Regions from separate parts of the Mus musculus genome. Here region 1 is linked to region 2. A link is a loop called in an ENCODE intact Hi-C map of the cell type or tissue named here. Cell type or tissue: heart. All regions are shown on one strand. Links, peaks and the distances in the headings refer to the core of each region. The heading gives the core; the rest is flanking DNA.

Region 1 (2,915 bases), core at 95-2,594, 76 kb before region 2:
TACTCTTCTACCACAAATAAAACTGTCAGAGAATGACAGAGCTCAGAAGGCTGACCTTCCTGCTTAAAAAGAATAGCTCGAACACAGCGAGCCAGAAAATTAATTTTGTAGCTGTTTGAGAACTGAGTTCAATAGGTAATGAGAAGAAAAGCCTTAAACATCCAAATATTTGTTGATTCCAGCTCTACATTTGGCTTCCTAGATATGCTGAATTTCTAAACATTCCTCCTGGAAGTGGATGTAAAGGAGAACCAGCCCTTTGTAATAGAGCGACTCTCAAACTCTTCAGCCTGGTCTGGGATAGATGCAGAGGGTCACACTGCTGATGCTTTCCAGAGATGGCCGTCTTGTGTTTAGGGGGAAATCATAGCATTTTGGAATGGCTTGTACCGGTTTAGAGAGTAATTCTTAGGTAAAGTTCTTCCTCTCTCTTCTCCCGAGTGACTCTGGTTCCTAATAATAATAGTTTCCAAATGCTTAAGTGAGAAGCAAGCCATTTTAAAGTATAAATTAGGTACCCTGGAAGCTTGCAAGAAAAGAAATCTAAAGTTTGTGTGGAAAGTGTTGTACTTTAATTGCCTTTGAGAGTCATAAATGACAGGACAGAGAGTGTGTGGCACTGACAGCAGCTTCAGTGAGGACAACCGTAACTTAGGCTTTACCAGCGACCATGTGTTCATAACAACAGTTCACTTGTTTCCTGACCCACAGTTCATACCACTCTTTATTGTCACTCATTTTCTGTACTGTCTAATTTATAACGGATTTTCAGAAATGATTTTTTAAAATTTTTTCCATAATATAAAGAGAATAAAATATTGATTCATGGGAAATAAAACCATGCTTCAAATTGTTTTTCTTTTTGTTTTATTTTTTAGAATGTCACTATGAATTACGTTTAAATTGCTATGATCTGAATTAAGACAGCATCGGCTGGATTAAGCCCTGACTTTGGTTTCCAGGCGGTTATACTTTTAAACTACATTTGCAAGGGTTTATTTTTAGTCAGGATGTGGTTATTTTTAGACGTGCTTCTGTGTCACTAGGAAATGTAATGCCTGTCTTTCCATTGTTGTTTACCAGGAAGTCCTGGGGTACAGGCTATTAAATCAGCTCACATAGGAACACTGCCTCTCCTGGCAGATAAAACTGTGAAACGGTATGTGGAGAAAGATCTCCTTTGCAAACATGCCTCGGTCTGAATCTCTACTACCATTTTATCCTCTTGAATACTGGGCGCTAGGACAAGGTTTTTAGGGAATGCCAAAATACAAGGTTTGGGTCCCCTGCTGGTGTGCATCCCAGGCTCCTATACAATCCAGGGAAGTCACAAGGCCTGGGACAGAGATGGGACAGTAGTGTGAGAGCCAACGGTGAGAGAGGAAAGGGGGCACTGTGCTTTCCCTTGAAATATAAAAAATTGTATTTTGTACATTAGAAAAAAAACCCAAGTCTTGATACTGTAGTGTTTCTCTTTAATGTTGTTGCCTGTGATAAGCTGCTTATCACATTGCTTCTCAAGTGCTTGGTGCTGTAATCGGAGGGACAATAAACAGCACTGGACCCACAAAAGCAGCTCAGGCCCTGACGAGCATGCAGAGCCACCATTGTCACAGTAGATTAAAGAGCTGGCATTACAGCTGCCTGATTCCTGTTCAGTGTTTCAGAAGGTGGCGTGCTGTCCTGTCATTGTGTCTGTCCGTTTACCATTGCTCCTTTTTACTTTGTCGTGGGTATGGTTAAGACAGGTCTTTCTTTTCTTTTAGTAAATGCCAAGTCATATTAATGGCTCAGTTTGAAAAAGAAAAATTTTAATTGACTCCTAAAAGTCACCTCTGAACTTTGTATTATGTTTGCATTTTAAAAGCCTATTCACTCAAATTAAAATAATTGTATTTTCAAATTGCCTTTCAGTAATGCCGTCAACCTTTTAAGCAATGTTCCAGTCTCTTGTTTGGATGTTCTCATTTGTCCATTAACCCATGAAGAAACAGCCCAAGAGGCAGCAACTCTAGATGAACTGCCCAGTGATAAAACAACGGAGAAAGACACAGCTTTGAAAAACAGTACCATGGTATACAATGGCATGAATATGGAGGCCATTCACGTTTTACTCAATTTTATGGAGAAGAGAATTGATAAGGTAAGCTGCTGGAGTGGGAAGGCGCACCTAAGCCCTATGTGCCCCGCATAGAGATGACACAGCATGAGCGCACAGCTTGTCCTTGGTGCTTGGCATGCTATATAGTTCTACTTCTCCAAGAACATTACCATGATAATGACACATTGGAAGAAACCAAGGAATTTATGTAATGTTCAAATTGTATTTTACACCAAATTTATAACTAATGTCTGAAAGTAAAGGAAAAATTAGCTGCCCTGTAAATGTCAGAAGTAAAAACTAACCTCTCCAAATGACATGTTCAAAGTATTTTGTCTTCAAATTTCTCTAGTCTGTCACTCAGTTTCTCCTGAAAGGCAGCAGTGTCACATAGATGGGTCTCAAAATCCTTTGCTTCTTTGAAGCACATTGGCTGGGCTTGTGTAAACCCTAGGAGAAAAATGTAGGAAGAAGCAGGAAAGATAAAACCACATAGTAAAATGAAGATAACTTATGGAAATATTACATAAAGTAACTTTTAAAGTCATTTGTAAACGTTGGTATCCTCCCCCCTTTCCCCTCCCTCCCCTCAAGAAAGTCTTCCTATTCTCAGATGACATGGAGGAGAGCCCCAGCCTTAGGAACTGAACTAATATGGCATGCATGGTTTTCTTTATAGGGAAGCAGCTATAGAGAGGGTCTAACTCCAGTTCTCAGCTTATTAACAGAATGTTCCCGAGCCCATCGGAACATCCGAAAATTTCTCAAAGATCAGGTAATTGCTTACATCTTAAAGTTAAAACTTTGTATATAT
Region 2 (2,915 bases), core at 210-2,709:
TCTGTAAAAAGCAATCGGCTTTTAGGCTTACAGTTTTAGTCTAAAAGAAGGACAGTTTGTATAGTACCTGGTCACAGCTGCATAAACGTTTTCTTTAAAACTTCACACTCTTTGCTTCTTTAAAACTGAGGGTAGGGGGTTGTTAGGAAACAGTGTGTCAACAGTTTCTTTCTTACAAAAAAAAAAAAATCGGTTGGATTGCCTGTTGTATAGGCAGTGTCTTTTGTTTAAAAAAAAAAAAAAGTTTTAACTCCACAGTGGAAAAACTAACATTGTCACTAGGATATGACGAAACCATGGAGAAGAACTAGAGATCTCGAGGCTCGGCAGAATGGCCGGCGGCATCTGGTCCCAGGCCCTTTCTCAACAGCCTTGTATGCCCTATTCAGAACGATTGTTGGCATGATGTAGACAAATTGACGCAAATTAGTTTAGCACGGGCTAGGCAAAGTTTAAGCTTGTTGAGCAACACACGTGGACCACATAGCAACAGCTCCCAACCCTGTGCACAAGTGCTGGATGCGAAGTTGGCCAGGACCCTGCTCAGCCAGAATGAAAGCGAATTGCAAATCACTGGTCAGGCCTCGGAAAGAAGACAAGGGGAGGGGGCAGGAAGCTGGCAGTGGAGACCGGAGCCCCCACACTGACCCTGAAGGCCCGGGTACAGAAAAAAATGTCTCCTGAAAGTGCCGCTGGCTATGCCTAACCCCCTCTCCCCCCAGCCTCCGGTTATTTCACAGCCACAAATCCTCAAAGGACTGGCCCCAAAGATTAAGGGGATTCCGCCACTTTCCTCTTTACTTTGGATTCAGATATTTCAAGACAATTCCTTTGGGGCTAGTGTCACACAGACCACCTAGAGGGACTTTCTAATTGTATTTACAGTAATTTAATTACACCAGGGACAGCTTCAGAAGGCAGGATTTACCAAGATCGATACTGTGGGTGCCGCTGGTAGGGTTTCGGATCTGTTAAATCAACAGGAAGAAGAAGGGGGGGGCACTTCAGAGCGTAGAAACCTTTGTAGATTTCCTTTTGGGGAGCACGGCTGGGTGGGTGGGTGATGGAGACGTTTGCCTGGGGTCAACAGCGTTCACGCTTTTGTTCACATTACTCTAGATTCTGTGCGTGAATTCTGCCCGCCTGCTCCCCACCCCCGCTTGCACCGCAGACAGGGCACCAGAAGTCAGCCTGCATTTAGTTCAACTATCTCTGGGTCTTGGGACTTGGTGAGCAGTTTCTCTCCAGCAGCAGAACTGAGTGGGAAACAGAAAGACACTTATTTGCATCCTCCTTCTTTTGAATTGTCATTTTCCAAACAAACAAACAAACAAAAACAAAACAAAACAAAAAGCTTTTACACAAAACATTAAAAAAATTTCCAATGTACCTATATGTAAAAAAAAAAATGCCGTAAATATTAAATCATTAAAAAGCAGGTGATCTGCATGCAATTCTGCTTTTAGATTGTTTGAGTAACTGGTCAGGTAAACTTGATGGCTGCTGCCTTTCCTTCTGGAGGGGTCTCGGCCTTCCCTTTTGAAATGGGAGGGAAGAGCCTGCCTTGATCCGGAGCTGGTCGGGGACTAAAAGCAGCACGCGCTTCTACTGCCCTCTAGCAGTCTGCCTGGGTTTATTAGCATCTAGATCTTTCTGAGGCACTCCAAGCGGGTCTCGGTGGAGGGGTGACAGCAGGAACACTAACTTCACTGGATATGTGCACATCTTCTAAGCTCTTAAATACATTCCGAGCAACGGGAATAAATATACAAACAAACACTTATGCGCTGAAAAAAAGTAGTCACGAAGATAATATACAGGGCATGATAGTTGAGGAGCGAATGGGAACCCTAGGGAGGAAAGAGAGGGAACGACCATGGTCAAAGCACAGGATACATGCACCTATACCTTAATAAAATCAGTATTGGGTAGAACGAATAAGAAACACGTTAAAAAAGAATGCTAGGGAACATTAAGAAGAATAGTTAAATAATCATATGCAATTTGACCTGGAACTATTTCTTTTTTTAAAATTAAACTATTTTATTTATTTACATTCCAAATGTTGCCCCCGCTTCCTGGTCTCCCCTCCCGAGTTCTTCACCCTCCTCTTTGCCTCTGAGAGAGTACTCTTCCACCCACCCACACCCTCCCTCACCCACACCTCCCCTTCCCCCATGATCCCCCTTCCTTAGGGCATCAAGTCTCTACAGGATTAGGCACATCCTCTCCCACTGAGGCCAGACAAGGCAGTCCTCTGCTACATATGTGCAGGGGGCTTGGACCAGCCCGTGTATGCTCTTTGGTTGGTGGTTTAGTCTCTGGGAGCTCCCAGGTGTCTGGGTTAGTTGGCACTGTTGGTCTTCCTATGGGGTTGCCCTCCCCTTCAGCTCCTTCAGTCCTTCCCCTAACTCTTTCTTAGGGGTCCCCGACCTCAGGACTTGGAACTATTTCTATCATGAACGAATGAATAAATGGTTTGGATTTGAGATCATAATAAGATAGTGAGGCTATGTTGCTGCTTTTGTCAAATAGAGAATGTTTTAAAAGTGGGGCAGGAAAGGAGATCTGCACACTGAGGGCCATCAATGTTTACTGTATAAGTCTATGAGGTGAGCCCTCCCCTCCCCCAATGAAATCTCCATTCAAAGTAGCAAGTATCTTCAGCTGTGTTTTACATCTGCTCGAGCAGCAGAATTCAAATTAAATGTGATGTTATGTGCACAGACTTCTCTCCCTGCATCTTTCCCCAGCTCTGTCCTGACAAAGGGATAGGTTGTGCTCTTTGTTTTTATGTCACCCGCAGGTTTCCATACATTAAAGGTATTGAAGTAAACGCTAACACCAAAGTGCGATTTGCCTGCTTGGTTGGCTCAACCGTTGTGAAGAAATCATGAGACACTGCCACCTGTTGG

The links. Peaks named below come from ENCODE experiments on the same cell type or tissue, not always from the same donor. Only the 100,000 strongest peaks of a DNase experiment are listed, where the experiment ranks them.
Region 1: a loop joins it to region 2, with 2.1 times the contacts of the local background. A loop is called at or near these places in 2 of 42 quality-filtered maps.

The regions. Positions count from the first base shown.
Region 1 is chr10:84,967,949-84,970,863 of GRCm38, forward strand. It overlaps Ric8b (RIC8 guanine nucleotide exchange factor B), which reads left to right. Exons shown (of 10, transcript NM_183172.2): 5 at 1,915-2,143; 6 at 2,781-2,876. It overlaps Gm34633 (a long non-coding RNA gene), which reads right to left. Exons shown (of 3, transcript XR_003948930.1): 3 at 2,424-2,551. Among named protein-coding and RNA genes, the nearest start is that of Gm34633, 35 kb to the right of the region's middle. In heart, for the core only: a CTCF peak has its summit at 1,133; no DNase peak of the experiment used is centred there; H3K4me3 peaks cover 598 bases; H3K27ac peaks cover 2,145 bases.
Region 2 is chr10:85,043,907-85,046,821 of GRCm38, forward strand. No RefSeq gene overlaps it. Among named protein-coding and RNA genes, the nearest start is that of Gm34633, 41 kb to the left of the region's middle. In heart, for the core only: a CTCF peak has its summit at 1,620; DNase peaks (open chromatin) are centred at 655, 1,025 and 1,655; H3K4me3 peaks cover 1,412 bases; H3K27ac peaks cover 1,396 bases.